Linked DNA regions of Mus musculus: regions 2 and 3 are each linked to region 1. Evidence: chromatin loops called from intact Hi-C (ENCODE). Cell type or tissue: gastrocnemius. All regions are shown on one strand. Region 1 has its middle 29 kb from the start of Pomc. Region 2 overlaps Adcy3 (adenylate cyclase 3). Region 3 overlaps Dtnb (dystrobrevin, beta).

The links. Peaks named below come from ENCODE experiments on the same cell type or tissue, not always from the same donor. Only the 100,000 strongest peaks of a DNase experiment are listed, where the experiment ranks them.
Region 2: a loop joins it to region 1, with 7 times the contacts of the local background. A loop is called at or near these places in 12 of 42 quality-filtered maps.
Region 3: a loop joins it to region 1, with 2.1 times the contacts of the local background. A loop is called at or near these places in 7 of 42 quality-filtered maps.

Annotation. Positions count from the first base shown.
Region 1 is chr12:3,922,221-3,930,220 of GRCm38, reverse strand. No RefSeq gene overlaps it. Among named protein-coding and RNA genes, the nearest start is that of Pomc, 29 kb to the left of the region's middle. In gastrocnemius, CTCF peaks have their summits at 1,175 and 3,923 (motif pointing left); DNase peaks (open chromatin) are centred at 1,146 and 3,908.
Region 2 is chr12:4,204,663-4,212,662 of GRCm38, reverse strand. It overlaps Adcy3 (adenylate cyclase 3), which reads right to left. Exons shown (of 21, transcript NM_138305.3): 12 at 7,825-7,941; 13 at 6,039-6,298; 14 at 5,685-5,750; 15 at 4,002-4,086; 16 at 3,200-3,358; 17 at 2,323-2,469; 18 at 1,772-1,891; 19 at 1,058-1,181; 20 at 460-584; 21 at 1-58. It also overlaps a transcript of Cenpo not described here. Among named protein-coding and RNA genes, the nearest start is that of Cenpo, 25 kb to the left of the region's middle. In gastrocnemius, a CTCF peak has its summit at 3,673 (motif pointing right); a DNase peak (open chromatin) is centred at 3,679; H3K4me3 peaks cover 179 bases; H3K27ac peaks cover 250 bases.
Region 3 is chr12:3,656,728-3,664,727 of GRCm38, reverse strand. All of the region lies in intron 8 of Dtnb (dystrobrevin, beta), which reads right to left. Among named protein-coding and RNA genes, the nearest start is that of Dtnb, 88 kb to the right of the region's middle. In gastrocnemius, a CTCF peak has its summit at 3,263 (motif pointing left); a DNase peak (open chromatin) is centred at 6,717; H3K27ac peaks cover 521 bases.

The DNA of each region.
Region 1 (8,000 bases):
ACATTTTAAAATTTACTCTTAATTATGTGTGCCAGACAGAATGTGCCTGAGAGTCATTGCCCTCAGAGACCAGAAGTCACATGTCCAGGAGCAGGAATTGTAGGCAGTTGAGAGCCACCTGATCTGGAGCTGAGAACTGAACTCAGGTCCTCTGCACCCACAATGCTCACTCCTAACTGCTGAGCCCTCTCATCAGCTCCCTTATCTCCTTCTCCTCTTTTGTGGAGACACCATCTTACTATGTAGCCCTGGCTAACCTAAAAGTTACTATGTAAACTAGGCTGGCCTCAAAAATCACAGAAATCCATCCCGCCCCTGCCCCTGCCCCTGCCCCTGCCCCTGCCCCTGCCCCTGCCCCTGCCCCTGCCCCTGCCCCTGCCTTCTAAAAGTTAGGGCTAAAGATGTGTGCAGCCATCACCACACTAGATGCTGTTCTTGTTGTCCTTGCTCCTCTTCCTCCTCTTCCTCTTCCTCTTCTTCAAGATTTTTCTATAGGTAGCCAGGCAATGGTGGCTCACACCTTCAATTCCAGCACTCAGGAAGCAAGGGCAAGCACATCTCTGAGTTTGGGGCCAGCCTGGTTTACAGAGCAAGTTCCAGGACAGCCAGGACTACATGGCCAGAGAAACCCTATATAGAAAAATAGATTTCCTTAAAACATATTGCTTAGTGTTAGAGAGATGACTCAGTGGTTAAGGCACAGGACCTGGGTTCAGTTCCCAGCACCCATGTCAGGTGGCTAAAAACCATCTGTAACTCCAGTTCCAGGTCCAACAGCCTCTGGGCCCCTCGGGTGGCCCACGCCTGCCCGTGGTGTATATAAACTCCTTCAGGCACACACATAAATAAGCCTACTGTTCTGCATTGTGATCCCTGCATATGAATCTGCAGGAATCATGCACTGCTGTAGGCTGCATCCTACAACGGGAAGCACTGAGCCACAGGACATGGACACTTAGGATATCAACAGGCACCACATGCAAGCACCAGCACTCAGCCAGCACGGACTTCTGATCTGAGTGGTGAGTGAAAGGACCAAGGCGCCTGCCAAGTACCGAGAAACCAGAGCTGCCTCAGAGGCTCAGGGAAGCAAGGTAGGGTCTGGGGTTGAGTATGTGGCAGAGCTGGACTGCTGACTGGCATAGCACTAGCAGACCTCTGCTGCCACCCAGGGGATGCCACCACTGGCACAATTGAAATAGAGTTGGTGTAAGAGGCTGGAGAAGCACAACAGCCACAGTTGTGTGCATCAGTAGAGCAAGCCTTCATTTTAGAATCCATGGAGTTGCTGCCAAGTGACCTCAGATGAGTGGCATCACTGCTGATCTGGAATTCATCATCCTGTGGGCATTTCTGGCTTTGAACTCCATGGTTCCTGACAAACAACAGAACTCTCTGTGAATTCAGATGGCTTTTCCTGTTCAAGTTTTTGCTTCTAGTGGAGGGTTCTCCCTCATGCCCTAGAAGCGGCTAGGAGGTTCTGATTTCTACTGGTTTGAACCAAACAGCTCAGTCCAATCCAGCAAGCACTTCCTAAGATTCCTGGGTCAAAGCCTTTTTCACGTGAATAGTTACAGCAGCTTCCTGATCAGGCTCCCGACCTTTGTGATCCATACAGTAACTCACGGAGCAAAAGAACCAAGAGGCAAAGAGACTGCTGGAGTCCTGTAGCCCTGCAGGTTCTTTATTGCCAGCCCCACAGATACATAGCTCATGTGTGTGCTCTGCCACCACAGGCCTTCGCAGGCCTAGCTTCCCCCCCAAGCAGTGTCACTGTTGTTTGTTGTAAGGAGCTTTGAATTTCCTTAGGGTTCTGGGAATCTAGCCCAGGCTCTAGGTACATGTTAGCCAAGCACTTTATTGTTGTGGCCAGGACTCCAGCCTTCGCTTTAGTCTTGTCTGGTTAATTTCCTGGAGGTGTCTAGTCAGAGTTAATCTTACCAGATTTCCCTGACTTTTGTATAAAATAGCACTTGCAGGGGCTGGAGACATCTTCAGAGACATGCTTGTAACCATACTTTTTGGCTACTTTATTGGGTTCTTGTTTTGTTTTGTTTTGTTTTGGAGACAGGGTTTCTCTGTGTAGCCCTGGCTGTCCTGGAACTTACTCTGTAGACCAGGCTGGCCTCAAACTCAGAAATCTTCCTGTCTCTGCCTCCCAAGTGCTGGGATTAAAGGCGTGCACCACTTCACCAATCCCTTCTAGCCCACCAACATTAGGTAGGCAAAAAAGGTTAGAAGGGGAAGGAGGCATAGACCTCTTTATACTACTTCCTGCTGGTTAGGGGCATTGAGTTTCTAGAGGCAAATCCAACTGGTGTCATCAGGATAACTCCAACCAGCAATACAGCCGAGAGCTAAAGCAGCAAACACAACAGGAAGAAGCAGCGAAGGGAGGGACAGCTGCCATCACGTCCAGAGCTCTGGCATCTTTATACCTTCTCAAGAGTGCCCAGAATAAGCCAGGCATGGTGTCGCACGCCTTTAATCTCAGCACTCGGGGGGGGTGGGGGTGGGGGTGGGGGGCAGAGGCAGGCAGATTTCTGAGTTCGAGGCCAGCCTGGTCTACAAAGTGAGTTCCAGGACAGCCAGGGCTATACAGAGAAACCCTGTCTCGGAAAAAAAAAAAAAAAAAAAAGAGTGCCCAGAATTTCAAAAGCAAACTATCTTCAGCTGGCAGAATCATGCACCTGCCAGAGCATGAGACAAATCATAGTCAGCTGCTGCGGAGGATCTGAAGCAGCCCCATATCCCACACCTGGGATTAAAACAGAAACATATTCACATAACATAACTTTTTAAAATATTTATTTATTTTATGCATATGAGTATTTATTTTATGCATATGAGTACACCACCGTTGCTTTCTTCAGACACACCAGAAGAGGGCATCAGAACCATTACAGATGGTTGTGAGCCACCATGTGGTTGCTGGGAATTGAACTCAGGACCTCTGGAAGAGCAGCTGGTGCTCTTAACTGCTGAGCCATCTCTCTATCCCCATAACTGGGTTTTTAAGAAAGCCAAATTCTCACTACAAGTGCTTGCAAGTGTGCATTTAGACCCCCAGCACCCATGGAAAAGCTGTATGTGGCAGATAGAAGGTGCCCATATTCCCTCGCTCTGGTGAGACAGAGACAAGCTGATTCCTGGAGATCACTGGTCAGTCTAGCCAAATGGGTAGATTCCAGTTTCAATCAATCCCAGCCCTTCCCTCTCACTCCCCTTGCCTCCTCTATTGTCTTCATAGTATTTATCACAGCTCTCCCGAGATCTGTTTATCCTTCATCCATCCATGGACAACACACACACACAGCACCATGAGCTTCAGGGCAGGAAGGACTGTTGCTCAAGGTTGGTTCAGATTGGGCCTTTGAGGCCTCCTGGGGAGATGATGAACTTGTCTGCAGACAGAGTCTAGAGGCTCTCAAGCCTTGAGTTTGTTAAGAAGAGGCAGGGCAGCCGGGCAGTGGTGGCACATGCCTTTAATCCCAACACTTGGGAGGCAGAGGCAGGTGGATTTTTGAGTTCGAGTCCAGCCTGGTCTACAAAGTGAGTTCCAGGACAGCCAGGGCTACACAGAGAAACCCTGTCCCCCCCCCCCCCCCAAAAAAAAAAAAAAAGAAGAAGAAGAGGCAGGGCTTTCCCACTCAAGGTCTCCTGTAAAGCCTTAAACAGGGCTTTCAGAGATTGGTGAGTTCAGAGAAGGTGTGTGATGGGCTGTGCTCATCACACAAGAAGCAGAAAGACAGCTTGGGACTTGGGACCTCAATCTGGGAGTTGTGATTGAGTGAGGGGAAACAGGCCCACTCCATGAAGATCTCCATGCAGGTGGTTCCTCAGAACTTCAAAGCTCTGTTTGGAACTTGGTCAGGTGGGTTACAATATCCCCACAATAGAACAACTCTGCCCTCTGGTGGCCACCTTAGGGGCCGAGCCACCTCAGGACTATTTAGCCAAAAAGGAGAAAACTCTCTACTTGACCTAGCTTCCATATAGACATTTTAGAAGGTATAACATATGGGACTTTGAAAAAAAAAGTCAACTAGATGTCTGAATGCACAACTTTAATCCCAACACTAGTGAAGCTGGGGCAGGACAACCAGGAGTTCAAGATAGCTTGCCTAGGATACATAGTGAGTTCAAGGACAGCCTGGGCTACATGAGATCCTGTCCCTAAAGAAATAAGGGGAAGGGAATAATAATTACAGAAATCACATTATCTGAGCATGATGTGCACAATCCTCGGAACTCGGGAGGTAGAGGCAGGTCTGCAGCAGGCTAGATGCCAGCCTAATCTATACATGAGCTCCAGGTCATACAAGGCTACATAGCAAGACCCTGTCTCCAAACAAGAGCAGGACATTGTACAGCATGCCTTGAATCCCAGAACCTGGGAGGAAGAAGTAGGTGAATCTCTGTGAGTCTGAGGACAGCCTGGTCTACACAGCGAGTTCCAGAAGCTACATAATAGAGAGACCCTGTCTCAAAAATACCAACATACAAACAAACACCACAGGGCCTGGGGAAGTGGTTCAGTGGTTAGAGTGCTCCGTTCCTAACCTGTGGTTCCGGAACCTGTGTTCCGTTCCAAGCACACATATGGGTGAGTACCTATAACTCCATCTCCTAGGAATTTAACACCCTCTTGTGACCTTCTGAACACACACACACACACAAATTAAAAACAACACAAATCAAATCATCTTTTGAAGGTTTGAGGGCAAGCACTCACAGGCACGAATGTGCCACTGTGCTTGTGTGGTTAGAGAACATGAATTTCCACAGTTTCAAGTCTCTACCTCCCATCTCATTATAAGAGCTGGATGATAGACTCTGTGGGATAACAGCACACGAGGCTCAGGGACAGGGATCAAACTTAGATCATCAGACTCATATGCTGATATGGAGATCCTCTGAGCCATCACACTGGTACTTTGATAGGTGGAAGGCATCTCTCTCTTTTTCTTTCTCCTTCTCCTCCTCCTCCTCCTCCTCCTCCTCCTCCTCCTCCTCCTCCTCCTCCTCCTTCTTCTTCTTCTCTCTCTCTCTCTCTCTCTCTCTCTCTCTCTCTCTCTCTCTCTCTCTCTCTCTCTCTTTCTCTTTCTCTCTTTTTCTTTTTCTGACAGGGTTTCTCCATGTAACAGCCCTGGCTGTCCTGGAACTTACTCTGTAGACCAGGCTGGCCTTGAACACACAAGAGACACACCTGCCCCTGACTCCAGAGTACTGGGATTAAAGGTGTGCACCACCACACATCACAGCCGGCTCTCTTTACATCTGCCCACCACAGCAGGCCCTGTTCAGATCATTTTTATACCCCTGATCCTCCTGGAGTTTTCTCTGTGTTTCATTCCCAGTCAAGTATTTACAGAGCACCCACCGCATTGCCGGTGCTGGCTAGTGATAGAGGAGATAAAACTCCGAATGCAGCTTCTTTCTCTTCTGCGTGTAATCATCTTGTGCTTTTCTGCCCTGAAATCTTCACTCCGTGTCACAACCTCTATTGTCACACACTTGGCAGGAAATCATTGCTAATGGCCACAGGCAGCCTCCGAGCGACTGCCCTCAGCCATTTGTCTAGTAAACAGCCCGGATAAGTGGATGCTGCTTCAGATCAGAAGAAGGCAGAAGGAGGGATGTTTGGTCTCCGCAGGAGAGAGCTCAAGATGGTCATTACTGCCTCCAGGCCCTCTGCCCCATGCTAGAGAGTTCCAGCAACAGAGTCCGTCAAAGCACCCGATACCCAGAATCCTTTCAACCACACCCACCTGCAGCGGCTGTGCTAGAACAGTGATAGACAGGAAGGTACCAGGAGCCTGACTTAACCCAGGGACCACTTCCCTGTTAGAAGCTTGTGGTGAGAATTTCCCAGGCCTGGGATGTGGGGCTGCTTCAGGTCATCCACAGCAGCTGACTATGATTTGCCTTGTGCTCTAGCAAGGGCGTGGATTTGCCAGCTGCAGATAGTTACTATGATTGTGTGGCCTTTGGAATTCTGAGGACTTTTCAGAATAAATAATAAATGCTAGAGCCCCCCGTGGTGGGGGCTATTGGTTGCTGTTAAGAACTCACATGCAAAGAAGAAATAAGAAGAAATTAGATGTCCTGACATCTGAGAGATCAAACTCACAGGAAGTAGTCTAATGATAATGTTTCCTCCTTTCCCCTCAGTTCTGTTGTCTCTTCTATCTAGTGTTCAGAGGTCAAAAGGAAGAAAAGGAGTGAAGGGTGGAAGGAAAAACCCACAAAGAGAGCCAACGTCTAGTTATTCAAGTTGGTAAGGCAATCCTAGAAATTCAGGAGGCAGAAGCAGGAAGATCAAGAGTTCAAGGCTAGCTTCAATATAGCAACCACAGCCAACTTAGGCTACACGATACCCTGCTTAAAGCATTTTTCAGAATGATCCCTTGTAATAAACAGTTAGAAAGCACACTGGATGAGAAGAATGCATTCATACTGCCAACACAAGAAGGGCTGTTTAGAAATGTGTTAATGAGAATCCTATAAGTCCTCTCTAGATGAAAGATGTGAACTTGAAAGATATAAAGGCTTGAATAAATACAAAGATACATGTTGGGGGATGTTTTCTGTGCACCATGTATTCCAGTGCTGATTTCTGTACCTGAGATCTGGTTGCAGTCCAGACTTGGGTGTTGCCATTATTGTGAAGAATTTCCTGACTCCGTTTTTTAAAACACGTTCTCCATCATCTTCTGATTGGTCAATATAGAGCTGGTCAGCCTATATCTAGCTGGGCAGGAGAAGAAAAGGCAGGATTTCTGAGCCCAGAGAGCCAGGGAGAGGGTTTCAGCTGGGCTCTGAGGAGTTCCCACTGGGACCCGGGGTCCACGGTGGCAGGTAATGGCCACGTGACTGGGAAGTAGGCCATTGCTGCATAGTCCGCTTAAAAGAGATCGGTAACCGCCCAGCTATCGTGCAAGGAACTTATTAACAAATATAAAGGTCTCCGTGGCTTTATTAGGGAACAAGGGAGGGCATAGGAAAAAACCCATACTTTTGTAAATACATTTTGTTTTGGCCAAAAGAAGCATTCTGTGACCAGGGCAGTAGGGAAGTGTGTAATCCCAGTATTCTGGAGGTAGGTGAAGAATTGGGAGTTCATGGCCACCCTTGGCTACAGAGAGAATTTGTAAACTACACATGATTCTATCTTAAATAATGGGCACGGTAGCTGGGCAGTGGAGGTGCACAGCTTTAATCCCAGCACTTGGGAGGCAGAGGCAGGCGGATTTCTGAGTTGGAGGCCAGCCTGGTCTACAGAGCGAGTTCCAGGACAGCCAGTGCTACACAGAGAAACCCTGCCTCAAAATAAATAAATAAACAAATAAATAAAAATTTAGGACACGATGTTTTACACAAAGAAACTCTGTCTTGGAAACCCAAATAAAATTTTTGTTTGTTTGGTTGGTTTTTGGGTTTTCAAGACAGGGTTTCTCTGTGTAACTCTGGCTGTCCTGGAACTCACTCTGTAGACCAGGCTGGCCTGGAACTCAGAGATCTCCCTGCCTCTGCATCCCGAGTGCTGGGATTAAAGGTGTGTGCCACCATGCCCGGCTAAATAAATAAATTTAATTAATTAAATAAAAGGTGGCATGTGTATTTTTCTCCCAGAATCTGGAAGATGGAGGCAGGCAGATCTCTTTGGGTGTGTTGGAGTCCAGCATGTTCTACGTAGTGAGATCCCAGTTAAAGAGGAGGAGTGGGGAGTGATATGTGTGAGGAAATGTTTCCCTGGGATAACCTATACATTTGCCAGAAATGTATTATCACAGACAAAACCTTCTGTCTTGTCTTCCCCTTCCCCATGCAGGACTCTTTCTCTGCAGAGCACATGATGATTCGATTATGTTGTATGAGTTTTATGTTGCTCTCCCATGAGGCTAAGAAAACAACACTGGAAGTCATCTGGAAGATAAGTGAAAAGTGGTGATAAACCTCTTACCAGGTGGTAGAAGTAAAGTGTGAACCTGTGGCAA
Region 2 (8,000 bases), 280 kb before region 1:
CTCGCCTCACAAAGCGGAAGCCGTACTCTCGAAGGATGACCTGCGTCTCTTCTACCACCTGTACATGGAGAACAGAGACAAAGTTAGAGAAGAGGAAGCCAAGATGGTGGGGTAGAAGCTCAGTAGCAGTATGTAGATACAGCCCCACATAAGGGAGACCCACAGGCAGTCACTTAAGCAGCAGACTACCATTTCATGGCACTGATACAGGTTCAAGACAGTTTAGTTGTTAACTCTACCGAACGGAGGCCGTTTCCACCCAAACCTGAATCTTAAATGTTTTGAGTGAATCAAAGCCTTAGAGGCCTCAGTCCATGTTTCCTTGGCCCTGTGGCACTGCCAACACTGACCTAATGCCCACAGGCAGGAGCCAGTAATATATGGCAAAGCACCAGGCTTCTACTTGTGTTGGACTCCCTGCATTCAAACCAACATGCTCAGTTCTAGTACTGAACATACCTGGATGTTGCCCATGACTCCTGTGGATTCCATCCTGCTGGCCACATTGACCGTATTGCCCCAGATGTCATAGTGTGGTTTCCGGGCTCCAATGACGCCAGCCAGAACCCCTCCTTTGTTCATGCCTAGAGTAGAGGAATGGAGCATGGCCACAAGCCAAGCTTGCATTAGCTTTCCACAAACTACCAATTTCTCTCTCACAGACGATCATCTAACCCCCGCCCACAAGGCTGCTAATAGGAACACCTGTGTCCCTTGGTAAAAATTCCTTCACAACTGTCTCTCAGGACTATAGTGGCCAGCTTCAATGTAACCTTCCTAATACTTCAAACTCCTGTAAATTTGCCCAGTAGTGAGGCCACTCCTCATATGAGTAGCTGGCACAAACCTTGGGGGAGGCAGGTGCGGAAGGGAGTCTGAACTGCCATTGGGAACAGTAGGGATGGGTTTATCTTTGTACTACTCCATTACTGTACATTCTACACATGAACAATCTCCAAGAGGGCAGAACTAAAGGTCCTCTGGCTCCCCTACCAATCTGCCTTTGCTTTTTAAGCCTCTGTTCTGCTGAGGCCCCCAGTGCTAGTGGTGCCTTTACCTATGCGCAACATGAAGTTGTTGAATGACTGGTTGTTGATGTTTGTGAGCGTGTCCTTCATGGCTAATGCAAAGTCAGCCAGGTCAGCCAGGTGCTGCCAGCGCTCCTTGTCTGACTTCTCCTCCTGTGTGAAAGCATGTTGACACTGTCAGAACCAACAGGCCACGACCATAACAACTAGGCAAGTGGCAAGTACGGACGCAAGGTGGCAGGCTGCTAAGGAGGGCCAGCATGTCACCACTGCAGAATTCCCTCCCACATCTGTTTAGGGGAAGGAGGCCCTGTCTCAGCTGCATCCTGTGTGCCACGTGACTGGTCACAAGGCAGAGCTCTCGTTGCTCTGTTTGAGTCTGGTCCTGCGTGGTTCCTCAAGGCTGTAAGCACTTAGTGAACACCTTCCGCTTGCTTGACTCAGCCTCAGTTCAGGAAGTTCCCATGTAAAGGAAGACTAGATGATGCTTCAAGAACCGTGCTTGCTCGTGATTCTCCATCAGGGAATCACACAGCAGGCTCCATGGGTCCACCCGAGCTCAGCAAAAAGACCAGGCAGCAGCAGCAGGGAGACTCCACCGATCCAGAACTGATACAGTTCTTAAACCCTGGGGGCATGGCCCATCGGAATGAGCCCTTTGCACAAGAATCTTCATTAACTTCATCTGATTCTCATTTCCCATGGTCTGCGGGCACGGGCTGCCTCTCTAGTTACTGGGTTACCTTGCTGGAGCTTGTAAAGCCATTGGTGTTGACATCTGGTGTGACTCCTGAAGCTGCCATATAGGTGCTGCCAATAGTTTTGATCTTGGTGATGACCCGGAATTTGGGATTGTCCAGGAGCTGAGGACAGAATTAGAACAACTAAGGAAGAGGAGCGAATGCACTATCAAGTTTGCCCGTTTCTAAGGCCCAACAATGTATCTGAGAGACACTCTCCTATACTGCCTTTGTTCATTCCCTGCTACCTGGGCATGTGAGCCTCAGCCTCAGTTACCATAAACTTAAGTTAAATGGCTAGTTTCCTTAGGTGGTGGAAGTCCTAAGAAAAAGTATGTAGTCAATGTTTAATAGGGGCTTGAGGTAGGAGAGAGGACAATCCTTAGCCCCATGAACTTGCCAGGGTCACCCCAGGATTCTGCCTCAGCCCTCAGACTCGTGAGTTCTAGATGGCCGCAGAAGCCCAGTTACTGTAAAAGACTCACGTGGGAAATGTATAGAACTTGTCTGAGATGTGATACAAAAGGAGCTAGCTCTGACAGGAGGACACTCACAGAGTCAAAATCAGAGATGATCTCATTGAGGAAGCGTAGACACTCGATGCCGCCGTTGTTGATGCTCTCCTCAGTGTAGAAGTCAGCAAAGTTGGGCAAGGAGGCAAACATGACTCCAATCTCGTCATAAGACTGGCTGTACAGCTCCTAAAAAGAGGCAAGGTCAGCCTGGGATACTGCTGTGCAAACGGGAGGACCAGGGTTGAGTGCATGGGGAGTAGAAGCCAGCTGGCTAGTCACACTAACAGAGAGCCACAGGTTCTGCAAGAGACACTCCTTCCACATATTGGGACAAGCAGTAAAGAACCTTCAGCCTCCATGTGAACACATGCATACACGCGTGCATACACCTCACAGAGAAGGTCCAAGCACTCGAGAGATGGCTGCCTGGTAGGATGGTGAACTACGGGAGCTTCGGTTGGCCTCACAGGATGTGTGTACTCAACTGTTTGAACTCAACTTTGAATGGTTAGAATGAGAAGCACTCCTCCATGGCCCCTGCATCTGTCCCTGTCCTGCCTGCCTTTGGTGATGGACTGCCTGCCTGGAAGTGTAAGATGAAATAAACCCTTCCTCCCCAAGTTGCTTATGGCCACGGTGTTTCATCCCAATAACAGAAACCTCTCCAGGGAAGGTGAGTGGGGTGGTCAGCCACCTTGGTTTGAGAAGGTGTTATTGGCAGGAGGGGCACTCTGGTTCTGTAGGGGGTCCCGAGATGCAGCATACCAGCAATATTGTGTAGCAGAGACCCTGGGAATATCTCTTGGTTTGTTTCTGGTTATGTCCAGCCATACTTGGACTTCCAATCCCAGTTTTAAAGGGACCTTGACTCAGTGCTCCTCAGAGAAAGAATAAGCTCCACATGACATCCTCTTACCTCATCTCTCTTCTTGGACCCCAGAAAATGGCGTGCAACATGCTCAGGCAACATGTTGGTGACCAAGGCCTCGTTCCATCGGCGCATCTCGTAGACACGTTCTTTCTGGTCATGGACCTCAATCTTCCACAAGAACAGTGTTCGGGCCAGTTTTTCCACCTACAACATAGGTCAGGTGAGCTGTGTGCTCTAAAGCCATCCAGTGGAAAGGTTTAGAACGGGGTATTGAATATCGTGTAGGATAACACTGGAAGGAGGCCACTAAATGACAGAAGAGCTGCAAGGAGTCACCTAATCAAAATGACATCCCACAGTTGCATTAAGGACCTGGGCCTCTTGATACAGTAGAGATCCAAGCTGGGCTGGGGCGTAGGGGTCACAAAGAGGGTTCTGCCAGAACCAGGAGGCATCCCCATCTCTAGCAGCTCCATTTATGAAGGGATCTGAGGGAGCTGTACTTTCCTGGCAAACCACTTGGGGGCATCCAAGCTAACTGTCCTTGTATGGATACTTCCTCTTTACCGAACAGAACTTCATTAGGGCCTTTCCCTTTCTCTTCTGACTCCAAGGCTAGCATTTCAGTGAACACCCCCATCACCCATACCCGGGTGAGTGCAGAGGCCTCGAGCCTGCCTAGGGTCATCCTGGAGGAGGACAGAGGAAGAAGCGGGGCACAGCAGAGCTGGTGCATCCCATGGGCCATGTTAGGTGAAGGAGCTGCTGCTTGTTAGGTGCCTGGGCTTCTGAGTTCTAGGATAGCTTGCTGGGAGGCCCTTACCACAGAAGAGGGTGTGGCACTTACGTGGCGCGAGAAGTAGTAAAAGCTCAGCATCATGACGAACATCATCACAGTCATGGAGTACTTGGAAGGCACCAGGGGCAGCCTGCTGGACAGACGGGAGGGACCGTGAAGTGCGCCTTTGCCCCCCTCCAGCTGTGCTATTCACAATCAATCAATCGATCACGGTGGGGGGGGCTTCAGAAGCTTCCCCACCTCAGTTCCTCTCCTAGTCCCCCCCCCCCCCCTCCGCAGCATGTGACTAGGCTTGGACTTGGAATCAACAGCAGCCCTAGCTCCCCTGGCTACAGGCCATTCACACTAACCTGTTCCTCAGATGCTTAGCATCTGACACATCCAAGATATAGGATCTAAGATATACACTGTAGGATTTTGAAGAAGAGACTCCCTAGCAATGGGACCAGGCTACAATCTTGCTGTGGTGCCTTTCTAACTTTAACCATAGTTTTATGTGGACTTAGAGTTAACTTCCATCACTGTATACAACTCTGCTACATGAAGAGGCCATTTTATCTGTTACCACTGATGTCCTTTGTAATATGGATGACGAGGCTACTAGAGATCTTCTCGCATGTCTACCGTGGGGTATATATGTATGTATGAACTTCTCTAAGACGTATATAGAAGTGGAGTTTCAGGGCTATTATGGGTTTTAGAGTTTTGTTTGCGATAGGATCTCATGTGTCCCAGGCTGGCCTTGAACGGTTGCCCTCCTGCCTCCATTTCCAGTTTATGCCGTTTGGGGAGCCCCAGGCTTTTTCCATGCTAAGGCAAGCATTCTACCAAATGAGCTGTATCTCCAACCCCATAGGTCTATTCCTAACCAAATCCAAATGGCTAAAACTATACCACCACCAAGAGTGTATGAGTTAACACTGACCTTAATAACAGCTTGAAATTTTTGCCACATTGGTGGGGTATAGTGACAGTTTGTTATGGCTTTAATTTGTGTTTGTGTTTTGTTTTGTTTTGTTTTGTTTTGCTTGCCTAAATGCCCTTCACTGGTGTCCATTTAAGACTCTTTTTTTTTCCCCTGAAACTCACTCTGTAGACCAGGTTAGCATCGAACTCACAAAGATCTGCCTGCCTTTGCTTCTCAAGTGCTGGGATTAAAGGTGTGTGCCACCACTGCCTAGCCATTTAGACTTATTTTATGAAGGACACATTCAAGTCTCCTGCTTTTCCTCCATTAGCACATCTTAAATAAAATAAAATAATTAAATAAAATTAAATTAAATTTAAAAACTTCACCTCAGGGTCTGCTCTAAACCTTTAGGGTACATCTTAGAGAACTTCAGTGTTCTCGGGGAAACGAGCCTAGGAGAGCTGATCTATGATGGACTCCAGAGGGGAGGGCTGACCGCCTTAATTCCAACTTAGCCCTCTTTCTTCGCTTCCCTGCCTGTGTGTATCCTGCCAGCCTGTTAACTGCAGCTGCCATCCACTCGAGTCTTTTCCGCTCTAGCCTCTGTACCCTACCTTCCACACACACAGCTCTGCTCTCAACTCTTCCGTCTCTGATGTAAGAGGAGCCCAGATGGCCAGGTCCACACTGGACACAGCCTCTACCCAGCTAATCCATGGACATACTCAACTCCTTTAACTGATGTACCTGCAAGCATGTTATAGTTGCTGCCTATGGGACGGGCTAGGAAGCAGACAAGGAGGAAACGCAGTGACTCTTACCTGTCAGTGCCATTGAGCCCAGGGGTGGCAAGTACCTGCATCTTCTCTAAGGCCACCATAGGAGAGCTGTTGAGCAGATAATAGTACATTCAGGCCACATCTGGGTGTAAGAGGCTGATACCCCAGCCAAACACTGAGGTGTCCCAAATTACTCGGTGAGATGGAAAGGGCCATTCCCAACAGGCTGTGCGCGTCTGTGAGAAAGCCCTGGATTTCCATGACTCATCATTATTTCTCTGAGGAAAGTGAGGTAGAAAGCCAGCTCAGCTCAGGCAGGTGGCCTCGAAACAGGGACAGGGTAGGGCATGTGAGAGGAAAGAAACCACGAACACGCTCAATCAGGCTTCATCTTACTCCTTTTCCTGAAAGCGCTTGTGGTCGTATTCATCAAAGACAGGACACCAGGCGTACAGGTTGAGGGCAGTCACGGCGCCTGTGACGAGCAGCATGAGCGTCAGCTTCACCATGTGGCTGACCTGCACCAGCATGATGGTGGCGATGAGCGACAGCACAGCTACGTAGTTGTAGTACTTGGGGTTCTCCATGCAGCCGCCGTCCAGCTCCATCCCAGCTGTCATGTTGTAAGGTCCCATGTAGTACTGGAGACAGCTGAGCTGGAGGCCAGGACAAGGGGAGGGGACGGGTGAAAGGGACCATCAGCGGCAGGTCAGAGGGCTCTCTCAGCGATGGCTCCCTCCGCTTTCCCCATCACACTTGCTGCAAGAGAGGCTGTGTGGCCGTTTGGAATCTCTGGGGTGACAGCTATTCTGCTACCAGGGCACCCCTACCTTCTGAGTCTGTTCATTGGTTGCACTACTGTTCACCACAGTTAACAGAAAATGTGTCCGTGAGCTAACTAAGCCTTTCTAGATAACCTGCATCTCACCTAGCTTTGGGTAACGGCTTGGCATGTAATGCCAGGGGGTGCAGGTGGATCCCTGTGCACTTGTCCCAGGTCCTTGGACCATGGGATCAGGGGCGTCATTCTGCATGGTAGACACTATGTGACCCACAGACTTCCTGTGCTCTGAGCTGTCCTTGACCAGGTAGGTGTCCAGTTACAGCCCTACAGCTTTCCACTTCTAGTACTTCCAGAGTAAGTATCTAGGCTCATTTTACTCCCGTGCATAGGTTGCTAAATTACAGCAAGTACTATACAACATTCCTAAGAGGACTTAGGAGAGTGCATTCGGTATGTCCAAATTAGTCCATATTGACTGAAGGGAAAAGTGACCTTCCCTGTCCTCTTTCCCTCACAGAGCATCTAGCTGCCCTCTCACAGAACCCTAGCTCTCCACGAACCCAGCAGAACAGAAGATGGCCTCCCCAGAGATCTCCTAGGCCCTGTGAGGCTGTGTCCCTGCCCAGCCACCTAGGAATGTAGGAGGGCTACCTGATGAAATGGGCCCACCCTCTCAGCCCAGTGGATCCCCACACAGGCTATGCTTCAGGGAACACAGCTCATGCATCCTTAGATCACAGAGACATCTCACATGTGTGCATGCATATACACAAGATGTATGTACTTTTGGGAGCTAGAACAATCTCCTGTGTCATTCCATCAGTGATATCTGCTTGTTTGATTGATTGATTGATTTTGTTTTTGAGACTAGGTCTCCCTTGGCCCAGAACAAGTCAGTAAATAAGTTTGCCAGCCAGTGAATCCCAGAGATCCTAGTGTCTCTGCTTCCCATCACTGAGACTATGAGCATTAGACCACCATGCCTGGCTTTTTTCACGCATTCTGAGGAAGGAACTCAGGTCCCAAGCTGTTTACTAACTGAGCTATCTCCCGGACACTGAAACTGCTTCAATTTTTGACTATTACTATGTGACCTAAAACAAGCAAACAAACCTTTCTGAACTTTAATCCCTATGTGTGGAGCCACAGATGATGTTGGTCCACCTAGCTGTGGACTCGGCATACTGGACCGTGGGAAGGAAGGGGCTACGAAGACCTAAGTCAACCTTGGAAGTTTCCTGAATTCCCACAGGAAGACCCTCTCCACCTAACTGGGATGTTCAGTCTCAGATTTATCTACCTGAAATATATGCTGACAGGAACGCACTGGCAAACTGACAGCATTCAGCCCCTCTCCCCTGGCTTTATGCCCCCTTCAACCAGGAAGCAAAAGCTCACCATGTCCACAACATTGGCCATAACCAGAATGAAGATGGCTAACATGGCCCAGGTGTTCCTTGCCCAGCGGGTCCGGTCAATCCAAGATGAGAAGGCCACAAGCTTCTTGGGAAATGACTAGGGGAAAAACAAAACAAACAAACAAACGTGATTTCAAGGGATTGAGCCTCCAACTG
Region 3 (8,000 bases), 270 kb after region 1:
AGAAAGAGGATCAAGCACCATGGTATACACATGCAATCCCAGGATAAGGAAGGCAGAGACCATTGCTGGGTCCTTAGAGCTTGCTGCCAGCCAGTCCAGCCTCTTCAGGAACTTTCTGGATTGTGACACCACCTCATAAAACAAGGAGGACAGCACCTGAGGAACGATACTCGCATAAGCAAGTATCCACAGGAAGATACATCAATGTACACATATCCACAAAGGAGTTAACAACACATGAATAATGGTCATGTCTGAAATGAATAAGGAAAGAAGTGAAAGTACCGACAAACACCAGGCAGACTGGCTAATGAGTCTGAAATGGAGGGATATTAAAGAACGACCTTGCCGGGCGTCGGGGCCCACGCCTTTAATCCCAGCACTTGGGAGGCAGAGGCAGGCGGATTTCTGAGTTCAAGGCCAGCCTGGTCTACAGAGTGAGTTCCAGGACAGCCAGGTCTATACAGAGAAACCCTGTCTTGAAAAAACAAACAAACAAACAAAAAAAAAAAACAAAAAGAAAAAGAAAAAGAAAAAAAGAACGACCTTAGTGAAATAGGAGGAACAAATCGGGAACAATAAGAGGTTGTCAAAAGAGAACTGCTCTCAGTGGCTCGGGAAGGAGGGCAGCTAGATGGGGCGAGACATCCGGCATGATTGTGGGCCAGATGTTTGAGGCTCAGTGGAGGAGATCATCAGAACTGGAGAAGTCAAGAGACTGTATGGCCAGGATTTAACAGGCTTAACTCCACAGACAGTAAAATTACCAGAGAGATAACAATGGATGTGGAACCCATGCCCTGGAGCGAAGGGGCATGAGCAGAAGAAAGTCGGGAATAAGAGCAGTTGGAGGAGGGCAGCAAACTGGAGTGTGTGCCTCATGGCAGCATCTTCATGTTTCTAAGACTTTTTTTTTTTTAAATTAAGAGATGCCAGGTGTAATGTTCTAGAAGTACTAAACTGAAAAGCAAGAAATAAAATAACCAGAATGACTAATATGAGAAACTAACCCTCAATAACTCATTGTCATATTCCCACCGTCCTTGACCATGGGAGAACATGAATATGCTAACATAGCCTTTCTTTAGATTACATAACATTATATGGAAAGAGGGAGTCCACCCCAACGGTAGGAAAGGCAATCACGGGATGCACTCCAGCTGGCCTTGGAGGCAGGCGATGCCCATGTTGTAAATGGCTTATGTAAGCTTCATCGTGGCAAAAGACCGCAGATGGCCAGGAATAGAAAAGCAGGGATCAGGCTGGAGAGATGGCTCAGCAGTTAAGAGCACGGACTGCTCTTCCAGAGGTCCTGAGTTCAATTCCCAGCAACCACATGGTGACTCATAACCATCTGTAATGGGATCTGATGCCCTCTTCCGGTTTGTCTGAAGACAGCTACAGTGTACTGATATACATAAAATAAATAAGTCTTAAAAGAATAATCATGTAAATTAAAAAAAAAGGAAAACAGGAATCACAGCTGAAAAAAAAACAAAATGTATTTTGCCAACAACCAGTTAATGGGCAAGATTCCCCAAAAGCCTGAAATCTTAATGGTACTTGAGCCATGGCTGACACCTTATGCCAGGTTCGAGGGGTCTGGAGGTGAGAATCCAGCCACACTCTACCTGGACTTGTGATGAAATCTGCAGTGCCTTTTCACGCAGCAACAGAATGCTCTAGTTTACAGGCTGTGCTCCTGGGTGTTGCCTGTGGCCTCTGCAAAATAGCAACCCTTTCCTACACTCTCAACAGAGTCCAGACTACACCTCAACAATGATTCACTTGTCTCCTGAATACACAAAGGGTGGAGACAATAGTCAGCAAACCAGCAGGAGCTAAGAGAGGTGGGGCTCTTCCAGGGGGCCAAGACTCAACTCACACAGAGGAAGAGAAGCAGCCTGCTGACTCAGGAGCTGCCCAGCTGGAGTGGGCTGAGAGCACAGCAGCACCAAGCTGGTGCCATGGACACAGCTGGCAGCTTTACTGCACCAACAATAGACACAGGGCAGCAGCCAAGGCAGGCACTGACTCAGTAGCTTCTGAGGGTACCTGGGCACAAAAAAAAAAAAAAAGAAAAAGAAAAAGACAAAGAAAAAAAAGCAGACTTTGTAGATTTTGTTTTACACTTCAAGTCTGTGCCCCATTTCCTATTTGTGGGAGTGCTATTTTATGCATTAAAAACTTGTATCCAGAGATGGGAGAGGCTAAGAGCACTTGTTGCTCTTGCAGAGGACCTAGGCTCACAACCATCCATAACTGATGTTTTATGGTATCTGACCCCCTCTTCTGAACACCATGGGCACTTGGCATGCAAATAGCACACATGCATATATGTAAGTACAGCACTCATATACATCTACAATTTATTCAGACACATCTCCATATCCAGGCTGAGCATGGTGGCACATGCTTTTAATTCTAGTAGAGCTAGGGGAATCACTGTGAATTTGAGGATACCCTGGTCTACATAGTGAGTTCCAGGACAGCCAGAGCTACATAGTGAGACCCTGTCTCAATGGTAAGTAGGTAGGTAGGAAGGAAGGTAGGTAGATAAATAATTTCCTATTTGATTTTGTGCTATTTGCAAAGTAGTAATTAAATATAACATAGATCCATTTGAAACTGGGAAAAGTATGACCAATAAGCATACTTTTTCCACCCTGAAGAGACTATCAGATTATCTTTTAGAATTTAAAAGGTACAAGGAAGCCGGGCGTGGTGGCGCACGCCTTTAATCCCAGCATTTGGGAGGCAGAGGCAGGCGGATTTCTGAGTTCGAGGCCAGCCTGGTCTACAGAGCGAGTTCCAGGACAGCCAGGACTACACAGAGAAACCCTGTCTCGAAAAAACCAAAAAAATAAAAAATAAAAAATAAATAAAAATAAAAGGTACAAGGAGATAGATGCTAGCAGTAATTCATGGCTTTAATCCCAGTACTCAGGCAGATTTCTGTGCATTCCAGAACAGCCAGGGCTACACAGAGAAGCCCTATCTCAAAGGAGGAAGGAAGGAAGGAAGGAAGGAAGGAAGGAAGGAAGGAAGGAAGGAAGGAAGGAAAATTGTTTCTGATAAATATGACTCCTTATATTAAAAATTTTTGTATCAATGCTTCAAAAATTATATGAGATTATCACTAATATTTTTAAAACAGTAATATTTGTTTAACATCTTGTTAAACAAAAACTACTTCCTTATTTATAGATTTTTTTTAAAGGGGATAAGACTGTTCAAAGGTGCAGTCTGCCATCTGCTGGCTAGAAAGATGAAATTTTCAGGTCACTTCCCCTAGTTATGTAACTAAAGATATTCTACTAAGAACCACATCTGTGGTCCAAGAATATTTTCATAAATTCTCCCATTCTTCCCCAACACCCTCACCGTCTGGAATACCAAGGTGGGAGTCAGTCAGACTGACCTTGGTAAAGTGAAAACTGGGGAAGGCAGAGATCTGAGTGGCAGACAGGGAGGCAGGGGATGAGAAGTTGGTTGTGTGTTTCTATACCCTAACTACATCTAACCCACAGTCTTGGCTGGCCTGTGGCTCACTATGTAGACTAGGCTTGCCTCTGCCTCTGTCTCTGCCTCTGCAGTGCTGTAAAGGACTCTTTATAAGTAAAATTCAGCCAAGCAGTGGTGATGCACACCTTTGATCCCAACACTCAGGAGGCAGAGGTAAGTGAATCTCTGAGTTCAGGGCCAGCCTGATCTACAAAGCAAGTTCCAGGACAGCCAAGGCTACATAAAGAAACCTTGTCTCAAAACAAAACAAAACAAAAAAACAATAAAACAAAACAAAAAGATAAAGAAAATTTAGCACAAAACCACGAACATCTCTCTGGTTCCATCAACTATAAGGAAAGCCCTGCTTGTTTGGAATGTCCTGTGTGTGGTATGCTGTGTTTCCAAAGCTCTCTCCTCCCATCTGGACTCACAGCAACTCCACCCTTCCATGCCCACTGTCCTGCTCCTAGGCTGAGATCCAGCCTAGAGGGTGTGGTAGACGGCAAGGGCAGGAAGCTCTGCCCAGTGTGTCTGCCTGCAAGATTTGGCCTCTAGATGCTCTGGCTTAGACAAAGTCTCCTAAAACACGGGTGCCAAGCACCAGGGGCAGCACATGAATAGGGCAGATGTTGCTGGACTCTTGCAAAACTTCAGCGTGGTGGGCCTTCCTGATAGCCTAGAGTGGCAGTGGACACGGGAATGAAGAAGCCTCCAGTCCTTCAAGCCACAAACATATTTCAATCATCCCAAGAAAGAGCCCAGAAAACATGGAGTTGAGAAAGACAATCCTAATACCAGCAGTTCTCAATCTATGGATTGCAACCCCTTTGCCAAACCTCTATCTCCAAAAATATTTACATTGTGATTCATAACAGTAGCAAAATTACAGTTACAGAGTAGGAACAAAAATGTTATGGTTGTGTGTGTGTGTGGGGGGGGAACCTGTATTTAAGGGTTCCACATTAGGAAGGTTGAGAACTGCTGGCCTACACATCCTGCCCAAATACCTGACACAAAGTCAGAAATACAGTCTGATGATTATGGTGTTTTGTCATTAAGGTTTTATTTTTGGTGGTTTATTGTGCAACTGAGTACCACCAAATGCTACAGCACCGCAGCTCTAACAGCAAAGTTACACAGGCATGAAGCAAGCATTTCAGAGGAGATAGCCTGAATGATCTACTTCCCTTGCAAGCCTGAATATAAACCTGAGAGTTACCCTCCATTCCTTGCTTCTAGGTGAAGGGGTGTCTGCCCTCACTCATTCCCCATCTTAGCCCGGGGCTCAGTGATGGAGATGGAAGGGAGCACGCCCAGCTTGTTCCTATTCTTTATTCCTGAGGTCTGCAGGTTCCACAGCAAGACCATGCTCTTCTGCTCCCCAGAACCATCAGCAGTCAGTATTTACCCTGCTAGACAGGCTAGCAGGTGTGTGTAGAAGGTGGTGTTCAATTCAGAGGCTAGCTGCAAGTGTGTGTGTATGTGGTGTGCAGTGTGTGGTGTGTATGCGGGGTGTGTGTGTATGTGAGTATGGTATGTATTGTGTATGCTGTGTGCATGTATTGTGCTCTCTGTGGTGTGTGGTATATGGTGTGTGCATGCACATGCTGTATAGTGTGTATAGTGTGTGTGTGTGTGTGTGTGTGTGTGTGTGTGTGTGTGTGTGTGTGTGTTTTGGACATGGAATGGGACTGATCTAAAGGAGAACTGTTTTCAGAAGTAGAGCTGGGCACACCAGTACAAGCCTTCAATCACAGCGTGAGGCTGAGGCAGGAGGGCGAGGCTATCCAGTGAAACCCTGCACAGAGGTAGAGAAAGTGCTAGACATAAATGTCCACTTCAAGAAATGTCTGCATTTGCTGTCACTCACTCTGTAGACCAGGCTGACCCCAAACTCAGAGAGACCCCCAGCCTCTGTCTCCTGAGTGCTGGGATTAAAGGCGCGTGCCAGTATGCGGGGGTGCCTTTCCTTCTTGGATTGACTTTAATTAAGCTTTTGTCCCTACCCTTTGTTCCTGTGCCAAATAATCCAAATATTATTATACATTAATTTAGCTTTAAATATATGCATTTAAATATATGTATTAAGTATAAGTCTATCTCAGACGCTCTCAAACTATAGATTCATGCCCAGTGGCCTATTCAATCACTCCAAATGGACACTACCTTAATGCAACATGGCTGAAACAGAACCCTTGAGCTGGACACTTACTCATGCCTTAAACACAGCATTCTGGAGGGTGGATCCCTGAGTTCTAGGCCAGCCTGGGGCACAGAAAGAGACCCTACCTCAAAAAAACCAGAACTGAACATTGGACGAGGTATTCACCACCCACAGCCTGCCCTTCTTTGGCCAATGGCAATTCTACCACTCAAGTGGTTTAGGACAGTCTTGGTGTGTCTTTCCCTTTTCCTTGGTCCCATTATGCAGATTTATAAGTTATCCTAATTCAGTCCCTTTTATATTTTCTAAGCTAGAAACTAAGATAACTCCCTGGTAAAATGCTTACCTGACATATGAAGCCTTGGGACAGACAGATACATGCATGCACACATGCGCACACACACATCTTTACCACCTCTATTGCTACCATATCATATCATATTTTGTTTAATTATAATAATTTTCATTGTCAACTTGATTTGATCAATAAATGACTAGGACATTAATGAGGCACACCTTTGGACATGTCTGCATTGCCAGAGAGAATTAAATAAGGGGTAGAGATGGGGGGGTGGGACAACAACTGACTCTGAATTTGGGAAACACCATTTTACAGGCCGGGGTCCCTCACTGAATAAAAGTGGGGAAAGAGAATGCTAGCTGAGTAAGCACATCTCTTTTTCTGTCTCCTATCCTATCAAGGCGCTTCCTACCACCATTTCCCTGCAGTGATGGACTAGACCCCTGAACCACAGACACAATAATAAAATCCTTGTTTGTAGGAACAGACCTGTAGGGGCTGGTCTGCTGAATTACGTTGCTACAACAAGGGAATTAACTGATACAATTAATATAATAATCTTTCACAAATAGTCTGTACGCTTCTCCTTTACTTACAGTGTTCACTTTCTGCCCAGCTTCCAGACTGAGCATGTAAAACATGAATGGAATTATGTCATGCTACCCCAAGTTCTACCCAGATTCCTCATTTTGCTCAGAAGACCTGACCATGGCCGAGCAGAGCCTGGCTCGTGTCCAGATCATGCTTCTCAGACTCGCTGGCTCCCTGGCTGTGCTGGCATCAGTCTTCGCTCCTCTCTTTCCAAACAAGGCCTGTCACTTCTGTACTCTAATCTCCTCCTCACCTCTATACTCCTGATTTTGCAGCTTCCTTTCTCGCAAGTCATAGGCAAACGGGCAGGGGCACTATCCATCCACGTACCCAGCCTCCTTCTGACCAAGGCTCTTGCGCGTCACCTTTGGAAATATTACCGTGGGTATCACAGATGAGGATAAAGACAATTAGGATGGAGGAAGCAGACCTGCTTTAAACTGCCTTGGCTAAGAGGTAATAACCTCTGGTGAAGACTGGCCACAGGTACCTAGTGATTGCAAGGAAGATGAATTATAGAAATGAGTTATCTGCCCAGGTAGGAAGGAAAGCACAGCTTAGTGAGCACTATGATCACACGTGTCCCGATATGCCCAACCCTCCCATAGCAGACACAGGAAGGTGTATAATCTATGTAGTCAATGCATCTCAGATGAGTCTACCTTCCTCTGACCATATGCAACTCCTAGTGATGCAATCTGAGACCTGAAAGGGGTACCTGCACCTTCTCCCACCCCCAAGATACAGTGGGGACAGAAAGAGGAACTGTGTGTTTGGTCTTTTTCTTTCTTTCTGGTTTTGGTTTCTTTTTTTAAACAAGTTTTCATGTATATCAGACTGGCCTCAAACTCATTTTTCTACCTTCCAGTGCTGGGTACTTTGCACCACCACACCTGGTCGTGGGTCTCTTCTTTACCCACGTGGCCATGACACTCCCTCTTCTGAGGATACACAATGTTCATAATGCACTCATCCCTGCCTCTTCCTGGCATCAGGGTAAGTTCTGGGTTTCTAAAGTGATTGTCTAGCTCAAATTAATCAAGTCTTTTTAGTCCAGGCTTGTGGATTCTCTGCCAACATGATTCCCTCAGAAACGCAATAGGCCTTTCATTATTTGTTTCCCCATTAGTACCGTGTGCCAAAAACTACAGTTCTTCCCTGGACCTTATTCTCAAGCCTGAGCCACATGACACAAGGTCCCGACTTTATCTGTTCAACAGAATTCCTCAGGAACTGTGAGAGCTGACAGACGTCACGGGCCTTAACTCTACAAACAGAAGTCCTACAGGCAGTCTTTACTTGTTTATCCCACTAAGAGCGCCCACTAGGCTGTGTAAATCGTCTCAGCTCAGCTCTTACTCCTTAGGGTTTAATAACAGCTTTTTTTCTCCTTATACTGCCATAGCTACCAGAACTGTCTCTAATTTCCTTTATCTT